Linked DNA regions of Homo sapiens: region 1 is linked to region 2. A link is a loop called in an ENCODE intact Hi-C map of the cell type or tissue named here. Cell type or tissue: heart right ventricle. All regions are shown on one strand. Links, peaks and the distances in the headings refer to the core of each region. The heading gives the core; the rest is flanking DNA.

What was found. Hi-C counts contacts between places; a loop is a spot of excess contacts. Peaks named below come from ENCODE experiments on the same cell type or tissue, not always from the same donor. Only the 100,000 strongest peaks of a DNase experiment are listed, where the experiment ranks them.
Region 1: it touches region 2 in a loop (4-fold over the local background); 6 of 110 quality-filtered maps call a loop at or near these places.

The regions. Positions count from the first base shown.
Region 1 is chr13:35,207,055-35,214,111 of GRCh38, reverse strand. It overlaps NBEA (neurobeachin), which reads right to left. Exons shown (of 59, transcript NM_001385012.1): 32 at 5,258-5,412; 33 at 2,933-3,059. Among named protein-coding and RNA genes, the nearest start is that of MAB21L1, 270 kb to the left of the region's middle. In heart right ventricle, for the core only: a CTCF peak has its summit at 3,649; no DNase peak of the experiment used is centred there.
Region 2 is chr13:35,950,805-35,957,861 of GRCh38, reverse strand. All of the region lies in intron 3 of DCLK1 (doublecortin like kinase 1), which reads left to right. Among named protein-coding and RNA genes, the nearest start is that of DCLK1, 180 kb to the left of the region's middle. RefSeq lists enhancers at 3,946-4,055, 4,086-4,215. In heart right ventricle, for the core only: CTCF peaks have their summits at 3,809 and 4,013; a DNase peak (open chromatin) is centred at 4,091; H3K4me3 peaks cover 529 bases; H3K27ac peaks cover 1,204 bases.

The DNA.
Region 1 (7,057 bases), core at 1,415-6,414, 740 kb after region 2:
TGGGATAATACCTACCAATAAAAAGGAATAGACTACTCATAAACAAAAAGATATCGATAAATCACAGATCATTAGGATGAATGAAAGAAGACAGACACCAAAAATAGTATGTACTGTCGATTCTATCTATGTGAAAACCTTGAAAAGGCAAATCTAATTCACAATGTTAAAAAGCACTTCAGTGTTTCCCTGGAGCAGAGATAGGAGTGAATAACAAACAGGGCACACAGAACTTTCGGGGTGATGGGTATATTCTACATCTTGATTGTGGTGGTGGTTATGTGGATGCATAAACTAATCAAAACTCATTAAAATGTATGCTCAAAATGAGTGTTTTTTATTGAGTTTGAACAATATAAACAAATAGTTTCAGTGAAGTTTATCTGAAAACTTCAGGAAAATAGAAACATACAAAATATTCAATTCCTAAGAATAAATCAATTTAGAAACATCTAAGACTTCCACATAGAAAACTAAAAATCATTACTAAAAAAAATAAGAACACCTAAGGAAATGGTAGGAATATATGATAATCACAGTTTGTTAGTCACAGATTGAAAGAGACCTATATAGCCCCACTTGCAATAGATCCAAATACTCCATTACTTATGAAAACCCCAGCAAGTTGTTTTTAAAATGGATACTGACAAACTAATTCTAAATATAAATGTAAATGCAAAGCATCAAGAATACCTCAGACTTTCTTGAGGAAAAATAACAGGGTGAGAAGATCTTACTCAACTCAATATTTATTAAACCTAAGGCTAATTAAGATGGTATGACTTAAAGACAGACAAAGAGATGAGGCAGAGCTGCTTGCTGAACCATAATCAAGTGTATATGAAAAACTAATTTGTGACAAAAGTGACAGAACACAGGGAAAAGAAGTGTCTTTCAAATAAATGGTGCTGGGTCATCTTCGTATACCTATTACTCCTACCTCATTTTAGTCACAAAAAATTCTAAATGGATTACACATCTAAATATAAAAAGCAAAGAATAAAGCAGCCAGAAGGCAAGACAGGGAAAATGTAGACAAAGCATTTACAACACCAAAAGCACTTATAAACCAAAAAATTATAAAGTGAATTTAATTAAAATTTACAACTTCTGTTGATCAAAATAGACCATATTGATAATGATAAGAAAAGCCAGAAAATGGAAGAAGATATATGTATGGCATATAATCTACAAAGGGCTCATTTTCAAAAAATTAATTAGAAAAAGACAAAAAAAAGCCCACAATTTAAAAAAATGGACTAGAGACTTCAACAGGCAAATCAAAAGAAGAAAACAAAAGACCAATGTATTTAAAAAGTATTCAACCTCATTTATTATCAGGAGAATGCAAACTAAAAATACAATGGAATGCCACTATACTTCTGCCAAAATGGCTAAAATGACAGAGACTAAATACTAAGTCCTATCAAAGATATGAAGCAACAAGACCTCTCATAATCAGCTGCTGAGTTAGTAAACTAGTACAACCACTTTTGCAAACCATTTTGCATTATCTAGTAAAACTGAACATATACAAACACTACGAATCAGCAATTACACTCCAAATTATCTAACAAATATGCATATTAATGTGCAGTACACACATGTAATAGTAGTATACTCATAGTAATTATAAGTGGCCTTATCTATATAGCAGTATTATTTGTAATAACTAAGAAATGGAAAATTCCAAATGCCCATCATCAGTAAAATGAATTAATAAATTATGGTATAGACACATAAATAAATAAAAGGAGAATAAATGAATAAACTCGTTATATGCAACAATAGTAGATGAATCTCATAAAAATAATGTTGAACAAAAGAAGCCAGAGACAAAGAAATACATAGGATGTACTTACATTTACATAAAATTCAAAAAGGACAAAACTAGCTTAGTATTAAAAGTCAGGGTAAGGAATTGGAAGAAAAGCAAGAACAGTGACTGGGAAAAAAGTGCAAAGTAGGCGTTCCTGGTGTACAGTCTATTTGTTGACTTTGTTGATGATGAGTGTGTTCATTCTTTCAATAAGCTTTTATATTCTATATTTGTGTTATACTTCTATAAAAACTGTGAATACATACGTGTGTGTGTGTGTGTGTGTGTGTGTACACGTATACACAATCTTACTCCAAGAATGAGGGCCAGTCTCTTCTAGGAATGGTCTTTAATCATGACAGATAAGGTAATGTTTGCTTATTCAAGTTCCAATGATGTTATATATAACATTGTAGATTTATTTTGAAAGTTACTTAGTTTGTTTGTTTATTTGTTTATTTATTTATTTATTTGAGATGCAGTCTCACTCTGTCAACCCAGGCTGGAGTGCAGTGGTGTGATCTAGGCTCACTGCAACCTCTGCCTCCCGGGTTCAAGTGATTCTCCTGCCCTAGCCTCCCTCCCGAGTGGCTGGGATTACAGGCGTGCACCACCACACCCTGCTAAGTTTTGTATTTTTAGTAAAGACAAGGTTTCACCATGTTTTCCAGGCTGGTCTCCAACTTCTGGCCTCAAGTGATCTGCCCTCCTCGGCCTTCCAAAGTGCTGGGATTACAGGCGTGAGCCACCACACCTAGCCTGAAAGTTTATATTTTAAACTTTTTATCACCCCCCAAAGATGCCCAATTTTATCATGTTACCATTTGTACATGTTTTAACCTTTACCGGAAATAGTAACATGCACTAAATGACAGTGAATTACTATACACTATACGACAGTGAACATTTTAAAATCACTGAAGATCTCTGCTTAGATCGAAATATATCATAGATTTTTACATAATAACTAGCCAAAAATATCAGAATTGTGAAATGTAATCACAAAATAATTAACCTTCATTCTCAAGAACTCTTTCTATATTTTTGTATTTTTGTGTACTGTTTCACTACATTTAAAAAGAGTTAAAATGAATAAAAAGTAGTCATGCATACCTCATATTTTCAGCTGAATCTTCTGGCATTGGAGCAACAGTTTGTACAGCTGGAAGGTTTTTGCTAGTAGCACCATTCACAAAACTAGAAGAGGAGGAAGAGGAGGAGGACCCTGAATCCACGGCACCTGTTCCCAAAATAATAATTTTTAGCCTTAAACATAAATTTATTTAAAAAAATTTTAATTACACCATTACTATCTGATTTTGAAAGAATTACTCATCAGATTTTCAAAACCGAATTTGACAATTAATCATTTGGCCATTAGTAAGTATGCTAATGAACATAATTTTATATAACAGATGTTGCATTGAAATCTAATTGATTTACTTACATTAATCTAACAAAACTACATACTACAAATGGGGTATAAATAAAAAACATCAAGAAATGAAAAAATTTTTCGATAAAATGATGCTGATAAAACAATGCAAACTTAGGGGTGAAAAACTTATCTTTTTATAGCTACATTGTAATATTTTTGGTTTTCATCATTTAAGACATAGTTTGGAGTGAACTATCTGAGCGTAAATTTGTGGCACTGAAGCATCTAATGCTCCTTTTGATAAGATCACTGCTTAAGAAGGGCTATAATGAGTTACATTAGTACCTGGTCTTAAAATAATGAGTCTTCCCTCAATGATATAAAGATGCCATTTTAGTAAAGATTTTTCTATCATATGCCACGTAAGTATATTAAGTAGCTGTGGAGTTGAGGGACATCTAGTGTTCCTAAATATTATTATCTTATACTAATTCCCATAAAACTGAATTGCTTACTGGGATTTCCACTATAACATTTTATAGCACCTATGTGCCAATATTTGAAATGAACAGTATGCCCAGTCTTTAGCTGTTGGCTCACAATTTATACACACACACATACACACACACACACACACTTTTAAGAAGTTTATCACTTACATTTTTCTCATTATAATATTATATACTTTATATTATCATCAAAACTCTTGCTACCATCACTTTCCATATTATTAATTCTTAAAATAGAAATTAAAAAGAAAACATCATGACTTGTCTCATATAAAAATAAAAAAGGTGATTTCATTTTGCATTTGCCTAACTCCTAACAAGAATAAGGACTTTATTCATATTTTTAAAACCTTTACACTTTTAACGTATATACTTTAGTAAAAGAAAAACAGTTTTACTCCTATTTCTAGAAAGCTGAATGAGTATAAAGAATGAAACTCTAATACTGGAAAGACTTTAAAGTCTTCAGACAAGCCAGATAGAAATATCTATTTATAATACAGGTAAACAATAGATGGTCTATTCTTTGACACAATGCCATTAATGACATTCATTTGCCAATATAAATATTCTTAATAGAGTACATTCTACTTACTACAACCCCATAAATGTGTTGTTCATGATATGTCAGACTCAGGTGGTATGATAAACAAGATAGATACAGAAAGCACAAAAAAGAGCTATGAAATTAATAAAAATGGGAAGAATCTAAGTAATGATAATAAATGGAAAAGTTCAAGGCTATACAGTTTGGAGAAGAGAAGACTACTATAGTCAGGGAAGAAAAGTCAGGGATCATCTTGCGCTGTATAAATACCTAAAATGGAATCACAAAGATTTGGGTAAGGATTTATTTAGCTAATAATCAACAGGAACATTTCTGGAAATTTACAAAAAAAAAAGGTTATTTTAGGCAGACTTTTAATATTTGTAATTGATTTGAAATTTTTTGTTCCTAGATTCATTAGGAATTTGTTGGGCAATGAATTGGATCAAGTTATAATCTATGTATATGAATTAATTCAACGTCAAACAATGGTTCTTATTCACATGCACTTTTTATCAAGTTGAGGCGCTTGCATATCGTCAAGGTTCTTAGGGGAGCTCTGCCTCCCTTAGGGGATTTAGCAAAGAATATATATTAGAACTCAACCAATCATGTCCCCAAATCTACTTTCTGTCACTAACATTTTTAGTACATCTTGATATTCTTGATACATTTTACTGATTTTTACATATCAAACTTCAGTGTTCAAATTATCCTTTGCTTCTGCTCCCCAAATATCTTTCAGTAATCTGATTTCACTCTGAAAATAAACAGCACTGTTTTGAGAAGACTCAAAACCAATACTGTCCTCTAAAATGACCACTAAAAAATGCACTCTACAACTACAGACAAATTCTAAAAGTCATAACATAAAATATAACCTTCTTAAAAATTAAGATAATCTTAAATGATTAGGGTATTTTAATTTTTAAGATCAAATAAGCAGAAAAATGATACAGAAAACATAAAAAGATGAGTATCACAAAAATATGTAAGTACAATACCTGTTGTATTAATCATACTTTTTGGTGTAGCTCCAGTAGCAGCAAATATATTAGAGGTACTGCCTGTTGGCAGCCCACTTCCAGCAGTAGTGGCTCCCACAGTGGTTACAGCTAAACTACCTGGAGGTGGTTTCTTTACAGGCACCACAACACTCCTGCAAAGAAATGAAGGATTGAAAATAACAAACATGAGGTTGAAGATGAATTATAATCCTGCTGCAACAGATATACATAGTCAACATCGAATTTCTCCCTCTCTTCTTTTAATTAAAAAAAAATTTTAAACTCCTTAGTCCAGCTTTGTCAGTGGAAAGGATATGGACATTAAGGATATATTATAAAGTGTGTTGCCTAATTGATTTGGCCAACATTTTTGAAGACTTAGGAGTCTGCAAACCTTTCTTAAGATGGCAAATGGACTGTGATCATAAATCTGGGAATATTAAGAAATTTGTGCTAAAGTTAGGAGATTTTGCCTTTGCACATAGAATTTTTGGCAAAATATACATAAAAAATGTCCATCTTACCCATATCACATTCTCCATGTTTAAAATATTCATAAATATGTAAAAACATAAAACATTTGAATGCCAAATTCTTTTTTTGTTTTTTGATTTTTTGTTTGTTTGTTTTTTTGAGACAGAATTTCACTCGGTCACCCAGGCAGAGCACAGTGGTGCCATCTCGGCTCACTACAATCTCTGCCTCCTGGGTTCAAGTGATTCTCCCGTGTCAGCCTCCCAAGTAGCTGGGATTACAGCTACGTGCCACCACACTCAGGTAATTTTTGTATTTTTAGTAGAGACGGGGTTTCACTATGTTGGTCAGGCTGGTCTCAAACTCCTGACCTCAGGTGATCCATCCACTTGGCCTCCCAAAGTGCTGGGATTACAGGCGTGAGCCACCGTGCCCAGACTTTAAATGCCAAATTCTAAAGCTTCTTCATAGTAAAGCTGAAAATTAAACCAAGGAATAATAAATAAACTTCTAAGAGCACAATAAAGTTATGCTTTATTTTTCTGAACAAAATTGAGTTGCTTTTATAGTAGGAATATTATTAGAATGAAAGAGAACAGAGATGATAGAGAGACATTTGGTTAGAAGTTTATTTCACTTTTGAGCCTTGGTTTCTTTAACAGAGGAGTTCAACATTTCCCCAGGTTTCTTTAGCGTATTTTAAATGTATTTCATTTAAAAATTTCTGAATTTGACATTGTGTTAAGGTTAAATGACAAATAAATATGGATATTAGTCAGTTTTTAAAAATGTATAAAGAAACTACTTCTCTAACTTAATAAATATCTAAATTTTCTTGCAGTAAAGGTTCATTCTTCTCAAAGTTTATAGCACTGCAAACTTCATTTAGCAAATATCTTCCAAACCTTACTCAACCATCACAGAATTTATTCATCTACAAATAGATTTATGATCTATTTTAATCAAATGTAATGCTTGGAAACTGGTAACTGACAGTACTAAAATATCCAACTTGATTTACATCTTTTTAATGCATCTCTATTTCATACTTACTCAATGAAAAAAATCTACCTAAAGAAAACTACATCAATGGTCCTTTCTCAAATAAGTTTGTTGCTTAAACTTCCTTAATATCAACACTTTTTTTTCCACAAATAAGTGGTTTTGTTAATATCTTCAGTGACTTCTTTAATGTTAATAATCTATATTTGTAATAATTATTATTCTTAATTTTAGAAATACTTAAAACATTTTGTATAATACCTTAATATAATTAAGGTATTATAATCTTAAATAGTTTTACTCATGCCAAAAAATTTCTTC
Region 2 (7,057 bases), core at 1,005-6,004:
TGTTTGAAAAACATCATTTACTTAAGAAGACTAATTTGCACTGTATAAAAAATGCCTTTTAATCTCAAGTTATATATGCAGAGAAGTAGATTCAAACAAGAAATAAAAATATTTAAAGCAACAGACTCAATACTTTAACGTTAAGTGACCTTTACAAATGTTCCTGGCAAAAGCATACTTCCATGGCTTTGGGAATATTATTTTACACAATCTCAGGCAGCAAGCCAGTGCACAAGAACATACCAGGCAAAGTGATTTATCTTTATGTTTTTAGCTCTCAAATATATGCCAATACTTTTGATACTTATAATTTTCTTGCAAAACTTTTTAATAATCTGATTTTACCAAAGAGTCCTTGTGAGAAATTGATGTAACATCATGTGTCAAGTCTCTCTTAGGGCCTCACACATCATAGGTCTCAGCACTCATCCCAGGCTCCTTCTAAAAAACATCAAGAGGGAAAGTCATAGCACCAGAATGCATTTGTGTGCATGTTGAGTAAGAGTCAACAAAATTATAAGAGAACAATGAGTTGCTTTAAACACATTTTTAAATCCTGACTCTATCTGAGGATGTTGCCTGACACAGATTTTATGGGTTGGGTTTGGTTCTCTGGGTTTGAAGCCTGACTTTTGTAACTTTATCTGCATGCCAAGATTCCTGTAAAGCACCTTACACTAGCTGATTAGTGACTCTTTCCCTTTGCTCCAAGTTTATTTTGCCCCAAACCTATTCTATTAATGGTGTTTTGTAGGCTTATAAACACTTAGTAGGAGAATCTCAGAGCATCATTTCTTTGTTCTTCATCTTGACTTTTCAAAATAGTGACCACCCTAACAAAGAACATACAATAAACTGATACAAGAATAAACATTTGAAAATCTTTTTTGAAGGTATAGTTATTTGCAAAGTTTTATATGAATGCTTTTGAATGGACTGAATCCAGGCCAGAGGAGCATTTTGTATGGGTTTACGTAGTACCACAGATTTTATTTTTTAATTGGAAATGTTAAATTTACAACAATTCTTCCTATTAAAATTTTTTAGAGAAAGTAATGTGGGAGCAGAGTGCCTGATGCTGCTTGCTTTGGACAGGGCATTTATGATCCAGTTTGCCACTGATGATGTTTTTTTTGTTTTGTTTTGTTTTTCCCCAGCCTTCGCTCATCCATATTCCCTACCTATCCCTGGTTGGTCCTGTGTTTATGACTCCTGCTATGAACACCTCTTGGCATTGGTGATGAGAACTTGAAGTGTTTCTCAGAATGACTTGAAGATAGCGTTATGTCCAATATCACTCCCCAGGCATTAAGCAGAGAACCAGCCATATGTTCAGTGCCACATTTTACCCCTTAAGGATCTCCAAAATATTCTGTATTATGTGGCTTCATGTTTCTCTTCATAGTTTTATTTCTTCTTTTTCCAATTATCACAGTAAGATGTTTCTGCCTAATTAGAAACCATGCCACAATGTTAACTACCTACTTGCATGAATCTTTTGTGCAATAGAATATAAGTTTGCCTCTCAGCAATAGAATATAAGTTTGATCTTTTCCTATCCCTGAAAATAATGAGTTCAATCAGATGGCTCAGATAAGCCAATTTCCTGGGCTTGGTCACCCTTAATCTTGAACACTCATCTTAAGGTAATTGATTTAGGTTAGCTTCTGGGTTCAGACCAGAGTTTATTTGTATCCTCTCCAGAGAAACTACTGTGTCACAGTTTTTATTTTCTTGGACTATCCTTTAATTCCTTAAGTGAAAGAGGGGCAAGTAGGTGAGCTATTCTAAAAAGGAGGTAGACAACAGTAAAGGATGTCTTAATGAGAGAAACCAGAGGAATAGGACTGATGTGGTATTAACTTGGCAAAAGACCAGGATTGGAAACCTTCTAAGTAAACTCTATTCTTCATACCTCTCTTTCCCAGATATTTAAGTTTAGTATTCTATTCTTAAATAATAGCCCCAAATCACTCAGACAGATGGTCACTCAGAGACCTACCTACTATGCCTTACTAGTATCAGCACTGACAGCAGTAGCTGCTCATCCCTGGTGTTCTCTGTAAGCCAGGCATGGAACTGATTACTCTACATACATTATCTCATCGAACCTGCATGAAACCCTACAGGGTAAGCATTGGTAGGTCCATTTTACATATGAGGAAACTGAGGCTTGAAGATGTTAAATAGTTGTCCAAAGTCACACATCTATTAGGTGGCCAAGCCAAGGCACCTGGTCAATATTTGTTACTAGGGTGTCATTTTACACTTTGCTCTAGTCTGAACGTTTGTATCCCCCCAAATTCCTATGTTGACATCCTAACCTCCAAGGCGATAGTATTAGGAGGCGGGCCTTTGGGAGGTGATTAGGCCATTAGGTTACAAGGGCATCATCCTCATGAATAGAATCAGGGCTATTATTAGAGGCCCCAGAGAGGTCCCTTGTCCCTTCTACCTCGTGAGGCTAAAGTGAGAAAGCAGGCCCTCACCAGACACCAGATCATCTGGTGCCTCGATCTTGAACTTCCAGCCTCCGGGCTGTGAGACACAAATGCCTGCTGTTTACAAGCCACCCAGTCTAGGATATTTTTGTTATAGCAGCCTGAATGGACTAAGAGACACATTTTTAAAAAGAGAATGAAATGTTAGCATTAAAAAAAAAACAGGATAGATAATAAAGGATGAATCATTTAGAATAGGTTGCAGTCTGCTTAGGTGTGTCTGAGTCCATGAAAGATGGTGATCCATGCATAAAGGGTGCATTCCTGGGTCAGAGGGTATGTTCAACAGAAGGCTGCAATAGCTGATGTCCATGTCAACTACAGCAGCTGAGAACACATCCAAGGAAGGAATACACTTTCAATTCCATAATTGACTTTTTCTGATTGACCCAGCGAATCAAATTGCTACCATTTCAAAGGAGAACTTTTCCTTTTTCTATTTCTTTAAGCATCAGCCTGTTAGTTTGAGTGTTATCTCCTAGCCTATTCTGAATTTCAACAGTATTATCCATTTTTTTTAAAAAAAAGTCTTAGAGCTTCATGTTTTAAACTTGTAAAGAGTACTTTGAGGATCTTTATTTTCTTCTTTCTGTTAATTATTATTATTTAACTAATTTATTTTTTATTCACATATTTTCCTCTGGCCAAGATCCAGAGATTCTTTAAAGAATTTTTTATTAGAAGCTTCTAGCCATAAGAACTAGAGTAAAATAAATTATCACTTTCATAAATTTATCATCAAAGAATGAAAACAAAAATGTAAAGAAGGGATGGAGAATGTGTTTTATGACAATAACGTAACACGCTTCTAATATTTGGCTATAAAACTGATTGTAAACATATTTTAGAACCAGAAACATATGGAATTACATGATTATAGGACAGAAAAATTCACAGTGGTTGACTTATAATATCATGTGGCATAAAAATGTTCATTGCTAAGAATGGAGAGAAGAAGCCAAGTATGGAATGAAATTGGAAGAGGAACCTCCTCTCAATTTAGTTTTGGCAGGACGAGGAGCCCCATATGTGCCAAGTTTTAACTGAAAGCTAATTATAATGGTCACATTACGAATTGTGCAGAAAGAGGAAGGTTGTTGACTTGGCACCTTAGATACATAGGTAACTAGATTTTTTTTTAAAAAAAAAGCAGTGTAAGCATTCCTTTTTGGTAAAGAGCATCTCATTAAACTGTTAGCTACAGAACGTTTAAGCCTGCCATCTTTAACTGGTATTAAGAAGTTTAAGAAATTACAAATGAAGTATTTTAAAGAAAAAGAAAGTTAAAACAGAAATAATGTGCCATACTCGATAATTGCAATAGATGGAATGAATTTATTCGTTTTTACTTCTGTGATGGTTTATTCTCTTGCTTAAAATATATTATTTAAATGGATGACAGCAAAATATTTTGGTGTCTCTGATACAATGGAAAACACCTGATAAAGACACAATGACTTCTGTGGCTTCAAATGCATCCAGGGCTGCAGAGATATCCCCTGTTTCGTTTGAAGAGGGCGCTCTTGTAAAGAAAATATCCTTGCCTAGGCCCTGCTGAGAAACTGGCCCAGCTCCCTGAAGTCAGCGTCACCATGGAGATCTTATTCCAGTGAGGGGGAATGGATTCCACGGTCCTGCTTTGGAAATGTGTAAACAGCAGATGCTTTTATTGCCTTTGTTTGAATCTCTGCCCTTGCAGAGCAACACAGGCCGGAAGCTCAGAGGAGAGGAAGTCCATATTTGTCTGTAGCGTTTTGTTTCCTCGTAAGCAGCTTAGTCTCTTGGGACGACTGTGCGTAATGACAAGTTAATGGAAAAGATATGAATTCAGATTTCACATAAAGAGAGTCAGAAAAAGGAATATGTCTTCCTTGAGCCAAAGGAATAATTCGAACTTCCTTCTTTTAAAAAGGGGGGTTTATTAGACACCGTTTTTATTATATACTATTAATATACAATATATGTGGTAACTATTGATCATAATGATTTTATCAGCTGAAATTTATAATATGCAAATGTGAGGGTGCATGATAGACTCATTTTCCTACAGCTTGGTAGTTAACAGCCTGCATTTGGGTTCTAAGTGACCTCCGTTCAAATTCCTACTGATTTTCTGTTTAACCTGGCTGGATTTTTCATCTGTAAAATGGGGATACTAATACCAATAAATTATTGTCAAATAGAGTTTGTCTCTTTCAGAGTTGAAAGGATTCAGTGTTATCATGTATATTGAAGATGAAATGTAGTAATGTATACAGAACTATTCCTGTTGGTACATCACACCAAAAAGAGTATTTTCATATTTATTTTATCTTTATCATATAATTACTGTGATAAAGCATATTAGAACCAATGCAGTAACTGATAAGCAAGAGAATTTAAGTCACTCATCCAAGTTCATGCAACAGTTATAGGCCAATATGGGCTCAGAACCCAGGTATCCTGACCCTCGTTCAAGGACTTTTCCCAGCACATCTGGCAATTATAATCACCCATGTTTTTTGAGGTATTGTGGGTATGGCATAATGCTAAGCACCATCACATAGAGTCTCATGCAATAAATGGACTGTTTTTCATTGGAGTTAAAAAAAATTCAACATTGGAGTTAGATTTCCGTATAATAACCAAAGCACTAAGTAAAAACTGAAAATTAGTCAACAGAATATTAAGTGTCATGTACTATAAACAGATTACCTGGCTTATGAATTGCATATATTACACATACAGTATCTTTTGCAGTGGAGATATTTCAACAGAGAGCAGTTTTCTCAGAGGAATAAAAATCTCTGGTTGTCACGAAACTAGAAGTTGGTGACAGATCTCAAGAGGCCCTGAGTTAAGACAGTGGTCCTTAGCACATTTGTTATATCAGGTGAATATGCTTACAAATGACTTTTCGCAGCATCATTCTGTGGAAGCCTAATGGAAGTCAGTGGTATAAACCGTGTCCCACCTTTGTGTTAGCAGCTTCTACCAGCTTTCCACCCATTCTCTGATGCTAATTCAAAGTGTGTCTTTCTTTCATCAAAGTAATGATACTGATAGAATCCTTATTCCCAAAGCAAGAATAGGCACGCGTTTGCTACATTTTCTTCAAATCAACTTAGAAAAGAAGCATGTTGGTATAAAACTTAGGAGGTACATACTGTGTGTTTGCTTTTTTAAACATTTTTTCCATTTATATTACGTATGCACTCGATTTATACTTATTTAGAAGTAAAAATACATTTGGGCTAATAAAAAAAGCTAAACTTTATTGAGGACTTATTCTCTTTGGATTCATCGTCTTAACTCATCTTGAAACAACTGATATGATAAACCGAGACACAAAGAGATTAACATCCAAGTGGAAGTGCTGGGTTAACTCAGAAGCTGGGCTCTGTTGATAGTGCTGTGCTCTTAGGGAACAGCTTAAGCAGACATCTCCATGGTGCCAAAAGAAATGGCACCTAACGCGAGACACTGCCTTTGCTCTGACTGAAGCTAGGATCTACAGAAACAGGACTCATTTCAAGATAGCTGATGGAGGTTTCCTGATTTGCGCAAGTCAGTGATGGTGGCAGAGCAAGAGCTGGAGTGATATCACCTGTCTCCAGCTTTTGACAAAACCACTAGAAGGTAATGTAAGTCACTCTCGGCTGAATTACTGATTTGCAACAGGAATTATTTGGATCATAAGTCTGTAAACATATACTAGAAAAGAAGAGGTGATGGATAAGGGCAGCCATATTCTCAAGACCTAGCCCAGTGACTGGCAAATAATGGGCACTCAGTAAACACGTATTGATCAATGGGTAGAGGTTCAGAGCAGGGATGAGTCACTTTGGATTAGAGTGGATAGAGAAGGTAGGGCTTGAATCTGCAACTGAGCAATAGGCTATAGGAGGGATTCGAACAGGCAAAGAGTAAGAAAGGATACTAGATAGAAAAAACAAACACATAGGAAAGAACAAGCCCTTTTTCAAGAAAAACAGGTAAAGCAGATAAATTGAAACATTTTTCAGGTTAGGACATAGTTCTTCCATCCGTCCATCTATCCATATCATCCATCCATCCATCCATCCATCCATCCATCCATCCATCCATCCATGCATCCATCCATTAATCCATCCATCGTCCATCCATCCAACAAATGCTTATTTAAGTATCAGGCACCATGTCCCAACTAAAAAAACCGGAAGCTTGAAAGGTAGGTTGGGGTCAGATTTTGAGGCATCTGGAATGCCAAGCTCAGAAAGATGAACTTTAACTTGAGGATAGTAAGCCATGGATGGCTTTCTGAGCCATGGAGAGAGATATTGAAAATTTGTGAAGGAAGAGTAGACTGACAGAATTAAACAGGATGGATTAAACAGAAAGGCGGTAGGGCTGAGAAAATCCACTAGAGTAAAATGCCAGGGTCCACAAGCAGGAGGACGAGCCCTGGACTGACTTGGTGCTGGGAGTAAAGGAGAGGAGGGTGGGAGAAAGGCCTGGGTTTGAAAGTTATTGCAGGGGCAGAATCTCTGACCGTAGTGAAACCACAGAGAAGAGCAGGCTCTGACAACATCAACTCT